2 separate regions of the Homo sapiens genome follow, and region 2 is linked to region 1. Evidence: chromatin loops called from intact Hi-C (ENCODE). Cell type or tissue: endothelial cell of umbilical vein. All regions are shown on one strand. Each heading gives the region's core, and the rest is flanking DNA. Links, peaks and the distances in the headings are about the cores only.

Region 1 (5,388 bases), core at 276-5,275:
ACAATCCATGGACGAGACCGGACGTGCATCCCTCCCCGGCTTCCCCCGGAGTGGGTCACCACACTGTTTTTTATCATCATGGGAATCATTTCATTGACTGTCACATGTGGTTTGCTGGTGGCTTCCCACTGGCGAAGAGAAGCTACAAAATATGCTCGATGGATAGCATTCACTGGAAGTAAGTAACCTGTGCTTACTAAATTTGTCTAGAAGGCACCCACCCACACTGGTATTTTTATGAAGATAATCAAGAATCAGTAATAAGGACTTCATAATCATCAAAGAGCACCACTTGTGTATGGCCGTGAGATAGACTCTACACAGTCCCATCATTTCTTCAAAACTCTTTCTGCAAGACCAGGACATCCACAACTTTAATCACTTTGTATGAAATGCTATTTTAATGAATTTTATTTTTGCTCAGATTGTGACATAAGTGTTCCAGGTTTGTGACTCAGAGTTACCAGTAGCCTGAGTCTTTTCCTCTTCTTGAAGCTATTGGTATCATCTATCAAAATAAAGATAAGTATAGAACAAATACATAAAAATATAAATTAGATGAAGGTGGAAATATTTTTTAATATTGATTTTGAGTTTCTGCTGTATGTTGTAACCATTGAAAAATCAACACATTTTGTTATTTAATAATTGTTTATCAATATTTCTTACTCCATTAAGCTCTGCCCAAGGGTATAAGCTTATATATTACACATTCTCTTGTACTTTGCAAAATTGGTTTAATTTCACAACACATCAGAGATTTATCTCAAGTTAAACAGAAGAAACAAAAATGCACAAAGAAAAGACATTTCTGCAATTCTGCTTTCGTGCTTCTTTTTCTCCAAAGCAATTTTGCACCCCAGGGGTTATTTAACAATATCTGAAAACATTTTTGGTAGTCACAACTAGGGGGATGCTGGTGGGTAGAGGCAGGGAGGCTGCTAAACGTCCTACAAATACATAGGACAGCCCCCCACAACAAAGAATTATCTGGTTCCAAGTAGCAGTAGAGCCACTGTTTAGAAATCCTGCTCTAAAGAAACAGGAGAACAATACCTATGCAAATGAGACTTTTAATTCAGTGCCTTAAAATAATCTCAGGTTTGCATACATTTTTAAAAATAAATATAACAGCTGACTTTCTCTTGATATTTTCATTTAGAACGCATATAATTGGGATAAGGGATAATCCCTTGTATCCCTATTAATGTTAAAACTCAGTTTATCCTAAAGGGCTGCAGGAGAGTGATATTCCTTCATGAGCCTCTGTTTCTTCCTGTATTCTCTGAAATTGATACTCTTTAATGTGTATGTTTCTGACTCTGTTTATCTATATTGCCCTTAATTTTTAAATTTAGATCAAGTTGCCTTTTATATAAAAAAGGTTCTCCATCCTTGTTAAGCAGAGTGAAACAAGTTGGTGACCTTTCCCCTGTCCAACAGACCTCCTGAGACAATTCTTTTCTGGAGAGAGGGTCCAGAAGCAATCGTAGAAACAGTGCGGCTAAAGTTAAGGATATTGATGAGAAATTTAAAGAGAATCTGCTTCTTTATCTTTTACTCACAGATTCACTAATCCAGATAGAAATCACTCTTCAAGGAGTGAAATAATATCAAAGAAGGATTTAGTTTCTGGATTTAGTTGAAATTTGGGAATGCATATGCCTTGAATACCAAAAACCTAAAATATGATTTAGCAAGGTAGTGTGAGTCGAAACGTTATATGCTCTCATGAGCTATAGATTCTTATGACCCAATAAAGGGAAAGAACTAGGATTATCTGTTTTCCATTCCCCTTAAGCAGAGAATATTTAAGTATGTGTAGTTGCCCCCAAATGCAATGTATTTTTTTCTTTATTTTTTAAATAATTTAACTTTTTGAAATAATATGTGCATATGATGCATAATTCAAAATCTCTGAAAGGGTAACCATGTGAAATCATATTTGGCCCTGTCACCCAGCCATCCCATTAACCCCTTTCCTGGAGGCAACCATTTTTACCAGTTTCTGGGGTTTCCTACTAGAGGTATTCAGTGCACAGAAACATATCTATTATGTGTGTGTTCCATACATACATATTTATGTAAAATTTTTTCTACTGTTCTGTATCTTGGTTTTTAAACGTAATATATCTTTGAGCTAATTTCATTTAAGCAAGCATAGAGCTCCCCCATATCCCGTGACAGCCCCACCGAGGACCTCCTGGGGCTCCCTAGTCAAACAGGTTAATGAGTCTAATGGCTCAAGGCTTCTGAGAACCTCCCTGGTGCATGAGGACCTTGAGGGTGAGGATAAGGGCTGCCTTGCTTTTAGCTTCCTTAAATACATTGTTTTTGGTACCAGAACGAGTGGCTGGGGTGACAGTTCTGAGAGGGATTGGGCGCCCCCTAGTGTTTCCACTCCACCCCTGAAAAATGTACTTTATTATGTGTATTTCTATTCCCGTTAAGCTATAGTTTTCATAATAATGTAAGGGTGATATCTTCTGATGGCCGTGCACAGTGGGGAAATATGTCTCAGAGAAGAGCCCCCACATGATGGGGGTTCCCTATGGGGGCAAGAGAAACCAAGATGAGTCGTCCTGTTCTTCAAGTTTGGCCCTTGTTCTTTCCTTTGCCACCCTGATTTCCACCCTCACCTACCAGTGCACCTGATTTCTGACTCTCGCCACCAAGAAATCTGTGCCATGGAGGATATGAAATTGTGTCTTTACAAACTTATTTAGGATCCAAAGCTCAGCCTTCAAAGTTTGATATTATCAGCATTAATAATATTTTAAGATCTAAAGTAACTTAATAGTTCACAATAGCTTAAAAGAAAAACTCATCCACCTGCATTAAATCTGCTCCCAGGAAGTATAGAGAACCTGCTTCCTTGGATTTAAAACTAAGGTTAAACAGGACTTCATTGTTCCCTTAAAATTTAAGCCTTTTCTAACAAATTTGGAAAATATTTAACTCTTGAAAATGTTAAACTCTTTGGTTGCAGAATGATTACTCCATTATAAAGGATAGATCTTTTTTAGAGTAGAAAATAGGAAATGATAGGAACAAAGTTGGCATGTCAACATAATGAACAAATTTAACATCTGCATATTCCTAAAGTACTTTTCTAAATTACTTGTTTCTTGAGATTAGTCAACATTAAGAAAAAAATTGTTTTACAACAATAATTTTGCCCCATTGTTTTTTAAATTAGATTGTGTATAGTTACCTAAATTGTGGTTTCATTTTACTCACCAGACCATATTAAGCTGTGGAACCATTAGAAATTGGTGACAGACAACACTGATAAGTGGGCATTGGCAGCACTAATAGTTATTTGTTGCTGACTATGCAACAAAAAAGCTAAAAGCTATAAAACATAATGCCTGAATTTTTCATTTGTTCTATAGTAGCTATCTAAAAAAATCCAAGTTTGCTTATGTAATATTATTTGGTGTGGTCATTTGCCCAAAATGAAATAAGCTGTAAGTTTGTATAATATAAAATAATCTACCTAAATCGTACAAGTAAGAGTGCTGTTGTTTCTTAAGCTGATGTATTACTTAAGCAAATGTTTTTTCTCATTGTATTGCTGGAGTTATTCCTTCTGGAAGGGGTTCCTAATTGACTTTTTTAAAACTCTGAAAGTTTTGTTGATTGGTTAACACACAAAAAAATGTAGAGACGAGTGTCAGCTGAAATGTTTATCCAGGACTCTGTTAGTATTGCTGGGGGATAGTTTTCACCTGGAGGTGAAAACGCATTCAGTTAATAATGGAAGGTCCAACTCTTCATGTACAGTGCCTAGTAATCTGTCCTCACATTACACTGAAGAAGTATTTCTGCCTCCAGAGAAAGTTGAAGGACAATGAACACTTGAGCAATATGCTTTCAAAAAGCAAAAATATTTTCTTGGAAAAGCTAGCCTATCTGTAAATAGTTTGTGTTCACTAAGAAGACCATTTCTTTGGTAGCACAAGGGAGCAGGCCATTTGCTGAAACACTGGACTGTGGAATCACTTTTACCCGGACATTGGGTTTTCTGATATCCTTTTAAAAACATTTTAACAAATAATATACTCCTTTGTGTTTACATGCAAAACTCAAAGAAGGTTACCTATCCTCCCTGACTTTAACCTACCTCTCTGGGTATTCAGAAACCAGACAGAGATTTTATTTTTTGGAATATTATCCATGATAAGAGATAACCACTGTGACACTTTACTAATCCCAGAGATCTGAGGTTATTTCTACTAGCTGGTTTTATTTTATTTTTATTTATTTATTTTTGTATTGAGACAGAGTCTCAGTCTGTTGCCCAGGCTGGAGTGCAGTGGCACAATCTTGGCTCACTACAACCTCCACCACCCAGGTTCAAGTGATTCTCCTGCCTCAGCCTCCTGAGTAGCTGGGATTACAGGCTTGCACCTCTACGCCTGACTAATTTTTGTATTATTAGTAGAGACAGGGTTTCACCATGTTGGCCAGGCTGGTCTCAAACTCATGACCTCAGGTTATCCGCCCGCCTCGGCCCCCCAAAGTGCTGGGATTACAGACATGAGCCACCATGCCCAGCCTCTACTAGCTGATTTTAAATCAGAGTAAGATAAGTGATGCTTATTTATATGTACCTTTTCTCCAATTCCTTCTCACTAACACTGAGAGGAACAGAGAATTGTCAGAATAGTAACTATTGTGATAATGGTATGCAGCACTCATTCAGCACTTACTGTTACCTGGCACTGTGTCAGGGACTAGACATTATTTTATTTATCCTTCTAGTATTTCCCCCATTTTCAGAAGGGAACCAGAGGCTTAAGATTACACAGCTAGTAGGCAATAGAGCTGGAATTGAGCCCCTATCTGACTCTAGCTAGTGCCCTTAATTACTATTGTAAATGGCTAGGAATCGTATTTGTGAGGATTTGGTAGGTTTGGAAAAGGACTTTCTTAATCCTGATATTCAGAATTGTCCTAAAACTTACATAAAAGCCTAACCTAGCTTTTACTGTATTGTTAGGCTTCAGGGATACTATGTGACCTGAAATATATACACATTTTTAACAAGTGGTCCATGTTTTAACAGGTTTGGCCAGCCCTTCTTACAAGCTTCCTTTGTGCCAAATTTTCATTGTTTTTTGAAATCACCAAACCATGTTACTAATGTTGTGTTTTGGTTTGTTTTACAGTGATCCTTTTCTGTATGGCTGCCCTAATATTTCCAATAGGATTTTACATCAATGAAGTCGGAGGTCAACCTTATAAATTACCCAACAACACAGTAGTTGGGTCATCATATGTACTTTTTGTCTTATCAATTTTCTTTACAATAGTAGGACTTCTATTTGCTGGCAAAGTTTGTTTACCAGGCTGATGAATGTCTAAATTGCTTGACTCTTATTA
Region 2 (5,388 bases), core at 123-5,122, 52 kb before region 1:
ATATTATATTGGTCATTTCAGTGGGGTTTGGAGAAGACAGGAGAATAAATTGACTCACTTTACCTCCCAGCAATGTTTAATGAATGTTGATTGAATGAGTGAAATTAGTGGTTAGGTAGAGCAGTTGATTTGGCCTAAATAATATTTACAAATATGTATAGGAGATTTAGTCTACAGCAGTTGATTATCTTTGAAAACTTTTTTTTTTTTTTGAGACGGAGTCTTGTTCTGTCACCAGGCTGGAGAGCAGTGGTATGATCTCGGCTCACTGCCACCTCCACCTCCAGGGTTCAAGTGATTCTCCTGCCTCAGCCTCCTGAGTAGCTGGGACTATATAGGCTTATGCCACCACACCCAGCTAATTTTCGTATTTTTAGCAGAGACGGGGTTTCACCATGTTGGCCAGGATGGTCTCGATCTCTTGACCTTGTGATCTGCCCACCTCAGCCTCCCGAAGTGCTGGAATTACAGGCATGAGCCACTGCGCCTGGCCGAAAACATTTTTAATAGTGGGAAAGTTATGATACAATAATTTTCTTAAGGTCACACATTTAAGTAACCAGAAAAGGTTTAAGTTTTATGGCTCCTATTTATGGCAGGGACATATGTGTAATCAGTTAGAATGCAGGAGACATTATATTAAAGTGGCTAACAGGACAGACTGTAGAGCCTAGGTTCAAATTCTACCTGTTCTGTCTGGACATGACGGTTCATGTGCCTGTAATCTGAGCACTTTGGGAGGCTGAGATGGGAGGATCGCCTGAGCCCAGGAGTTTGAGACCAACCTGGGCAACATAGCAAGACTTCATCTCTACAAACATTTTTTTTTTTAATTGCTAGTCATGATGATGTGTGCCTGTAGTCCTAGCTACTCGGGAGGCTGAGGCAGAAGGATCGCTTGAGCCTAGGAGTTCAAGGCTGCAGTGAGATATGATTGTGCCACTGTACTCCAGCCTGGGCAATGGAACAAGACTCTGTCTAAAAAAAAAAAAAAAATTCTATCTGTTCAGCTTACTAGCAGCATGATTTTGGGCAACATACCTCAGAGGTCTGTTTCATGTATATAAAACACTTACAGTGCTTGGCACATAGCACTATGTAAGTGTCAACTAAAGTTAATCAGACTAACTTTTGAAGATCCTTAGCTATAGTCTTTTCGGGAGCCATAGGCAGTTATCTTAAAAATTGATCATAAATACTTTATTGTAATAAATATTAAGTTGTAGATATAAATGTTACCATACCGATTCTACTGTTTACATATAAATTCTAGTCCATGGACAACTGGCCACAGTGTTTACCTCATATGAATAGTACCACTACTGTAAAGAAGAGTAGTCTTACTGTTGAAAAAAGTAAATTTCAATATTGAATACAAATTGAAATCAGTGAGCCTAACTGTACATCAAATTAATCATGTAACCATCAAGGAAAAAAGGAATTATCAAGTAACTTTTCAACATAAAACTCTGACTGTGCTCTCTTAATGATGGGATATAACCTAAGGACAAAAAGAACTGCAAAGAAATACTGATCTTAGTAGGTAACAAACCCCCTACAACAGCTCTGCAGGGGAAATGTCCCCATTTTGCTGTTGAAGAAGCATATTCAAAGAAGGGAATGATTTACCTGGCATTAAATGATGCTGGAGTCATACCACACTGCTGTTTTTATAGTGTGCTGTTTCTGATGAGTCCTGTTTTAACCATCCTGGTTTGTTTAGTACCTCTCTCTTATTAACACCCTCTGTAATTATTAGAACCACATTTTCAAGAACTTAGTAACCATTTGAACCCCCTTTTTTCAATAATTTCATTCCATGTAATCAGGCCTAGTTTTTTGAAATCTGCTTTCCTAAGGGGTATTTGACCTACCCATTCTTTACAAATTCTGAGATGACCTAGATGACCTAACAGCTTTTTTCCTAATTCCTCCTGCTTCACCAATAACTAGTTCCTGGAATATTAGCTAGTGTCCAAGTCACAATTATTTATGGTCTGTATGATAACTAAGTCTGGAAGTTGGATATGAGAGAATTGCATTCTTTTTTTTTTTTTTTTTTTTGGAGACAGGATCTCACTCTGTCGCCCAGGCTGGAGTGCTGTGGTGCGATTTTGGCTCACTGCAACCTCCACCTTCCGGGTTGCAGTGATCCTCCTGACTCAGCCTCCTGAGTAGCTGGGATGACAGGCACGTGCTACCAAGCCCAGCTAATTTTTGTATTTTTAGTAGAGACAGGGTTTTACCATGTTGGTCAAGTTGATCTCAAACTCCTGACCTCAGGTGATCCGCCCACCTCGGCCTCCCAAAGAGCTGGGATTACAGGCATGAGCCACCGCGCCCAGCCTGAGAATTGCATTCTTAAAGACATTAATCTGTTTGTAATTTAGGATGTCTTATAGTGATTTGGTGGTGAGACATACGGGAAGGGGTGGTAAAGAGTGCAATTGTTGGACCTGTGCTTTTTACGTGAAATAGCGGAAATGAGTATTACTTTACAAACTGGTTTTGGAAATGATTCATTCATTAAAGAAAGCAAATAAAAATAGCAATAAAACTAGGACATAATAACTGGTTGTTAAATGAACTCTATGTCCTTTGAAAAGGAGATGATTAAGGAAGAAAATATGTAAATAACTTGGGTACACAAGCTGCTATTTGAAATTCTGCTGAGTAAAAATGATAGGAGGAGTTAAACTGTTCAGGAATTTAGCTCTTGCTTAAAGTATTCGTGTAGCAAGTCTCTGTTTTTTTTAAATTACAGTGTTTGAAGATCCTCTTCTTGAATTAACAGAATCAAAGTGAAATTCCATTTTTTAAATCACTCCTAAACTGTCTTTAGTGTGTGGCTTTAAAATATAATTCTATGTAATATACTAGAGAAATTCTCAAGAAAATCTAGGACTAGGATTTCAATATAATTTTAAAAGGAAGTAAGGTGGGCAATCAGATTAATTTGAAAAAGTGCTTTATATCACTAGTAAGAATGCAAAACTGTGTTATAGTGCTTTCATTAGGTTAACTGCGTTTCTAAACACCTGGAGAAAATTATTTTAGTATTTTCTGTCCAAAATAGCGGTTTGTGGAAAATGCGCCACTTGTCTGGGGAAATCAGTGTTTATGAGACATCTTTGTTAATGTTTCTAAAGTTTTAACTCTCTGGACAAACATTCAAGAAAAATTTAACCGTTATACAAAAATATTCCTACATAGTAAACTTTGAGCACACCTGTGGAATTAGACTTGGTTCATGTTCTAACCAACTCCTTCTAGCTGGTACCTTGTCATTTAGCCTGTTACTGAGTTTCCTTATTGAATTGTTTTGAGAATTAACTTGAGCACACATAAAGCACTTAATACTACACCCAGCACTAAGAAAGCACTCAAAATATAGTGGCAGCTATTATTATTTATCCTTCTTCCTCTCCGTTTTCTCCTCCAGATTTATGAGTGATAGGGACAGAAAATTTCTTATCAGAGTGCCCTTTATTTTAATCTCAAGGTTTTGAAGTAGAATTTAGGACAAAAATAGATTTTTCTGAACCAAAACACTGAAGATTCTGTTTGGGAAGTGAGAAAGCAAGCTGCTAAACACCTACTCTACTTGTGCAGTGACAAGAAAATTGAATTTCTCATTCGTTTCCTGCCCCTAGCCCTTGCCTTCAGTTTCTCTGCCTCAGTATGAAAGTATCTGTATTCCTTTGGGGACAGTTGCCTCACTGAAGCCACAAAGAGCAGTCTCCAGGAGTTGTGTGGCAAGCTAACTATAACCTTTTGGAAGAACATCTGGATACAGTTTTCATTTTTAAAATGTATCGTTTTTTAGGTCATTAGATTTATATAGTTCAAATTTATTGGTGTCAGTTCTCTTCCTAGGTTGTACCATCCATTTTGAAAAGATGTATGTCTTTTATCCAGAAGATGTAAAGTATATAGGGTCATAATCAATAAAAATCTCTATCTTCAGTTAAACTACTGGAGTTTTCCCTTCTTCAAGTTTTCAGAATATAATCATTATACCAAACACACGTGTGCGTATGCATATATATCCATCCATACAAATATAACTTTCCTTTATTATGATTACTCAGTTGCAAGCAGTGTAGAAGTTATAATATTTGTTTTATTATAATCATTTCAGCAATATGGATAGGGCTACTGGACCCTGGAATTTGAAAAGAGAGGATCTTTTTTATGTTTTTTTTTTTTAATTTTGATAAAATATGCATAACGAAATTTACCATCTTAACCATTTTTAAGTGTACAGTTCAGTGGCATTAAGTTTATTCACATTGTTTTACCACCGTCACCCCGATCCATCTGTAAAGCTCTTTTCATCTTGCAAAACCAAAACTCTACACCCATTAAACAACTTAAAAAGAGAGGATCTTAACATCAGAATCACATAATTACTACTCTATAAACATCTGATGGGTGTTTACTTCTAAAACAACTGCTTTCTTTTTTAATTGACCTTTCACTATACTTAGCCTCTTCTAGGAATTATTATATGTAATCTACTCAGTCATATTTTCTTTAATTTTTCTCTTTCTACAACTTTACTTTTCCAAAGGTGATGTAAATTACATGTTTTATGTTCTCCCATGTTTATACTCTACTTAACCTTCCCTCACTCCCATAGGCTTGATGAGTGTATATTGTCAGAGCATTATTTCCTGTACCCACTGCTATGTTTGTTTGTTTGTTTATTTATTTTGAGATGGAGTTTTGCTCTTGTTGCCCAGGCTGGAGTACAATGGTGCAGTCTTGGTTCACTGCAACCTCCACCTCCCAGGTTCAAGCGATTCTCCTGCCTCAGCCTCCTGAGTAGCTGGGATTATAGGCACCTGCCACCATGCCCGGCTAATTTTTGTGTTTTTAGTAGAGACGGGGGTTCACCATGTTGGCCAGGCTGGTCTCGAACTCCTGACCTCGTTATCTGCCTGCCTCTGCCTCCCAAAGTGCTGAGATTACAGGTGTGAGCCACCACGCCTGGCTATGTTTATATTTTTAAAAGTCCTAAAAGTCAGATGGTTTAATGTACATACATTCTTGACATTTTAAATACCTCCAATTTTGAAAGCATTCTTTCTCTGGGCTGTTAGATACATGTATGATTCATAAAATGAAATAGGGTTGCCTGTAGTTATTTCTTGAGTTGCCATTTAGAGTCTTCTGGCCTTGTCATCTGTCTAGGGAAGAAATCCAGCATACCTTACTGTCATGTATGTCATTGTAGATCTTATAGCTTCAGAAAATTCTCTTTCCTTTTCTTCAGAATTCACCAGTTTTAAAGCTTTTTCCTCTCCTTCAATTTTGTCACCAAAATGTGGCTTTGCAGTCACTTGACCTGTAACTTTACACACTTAAGTCTGCTAGACAGAAAAA

Evidence for each region. Peaks named below come from ENCODE experiments on the same cell type or tissue, not always from the same donor. Only the 100,000 strongest peaks of a DNase experiment are listed, where the experiment ranks them.
Region 2: it touches region 1 in a loop (5-fold over the local background); 10 of 110 quality-filtered maps call a loop at or near these places.

Annotation. Positions count from the first base shown.
Region 1 is chr16:22,075,522-22,080,909 of GRCh38, forward strand. It overlaps MOSMO (modulator of smoothened), which reads left to right. Exons shown (of 3, transcript NM_001164579.2): 2 at 1-178; 3 at 5,175-5,388. The coding sequence ends at 5,359. Among named protein-coding and RNA genes, the nearest start is that of VWA3A, 14 kb to the right of the region's middle. In endothelial cell of umbilical vein, for the core only: a CTCF peak has its summit at 2,396 (motif pointing left); a DNase peak (open chromatin) is centred at 2,380; H3K27ac peaks cover 147 bases.
Region 2 is chr16:22,024,172-22,029,559 of GRCh38, forward strand. All of the region lies in intron 1 of MOSMO (modulator of smoothened), which reads left to right. Among named protein-coding and RNA genes, the nearest start is that of MOSMO, 19 kb to the left of the region's middle. RefSeq lists an enhancer at 1,948-3,147 and a silencer at 3,543-3,702. In endothelial cell of umbilical vein, for the core only: no CTCF peak of the experiment used is centred there; a DNase peak (open chromatin) is centred at 2,460; H3K27ac peaks cover 4,073 bases.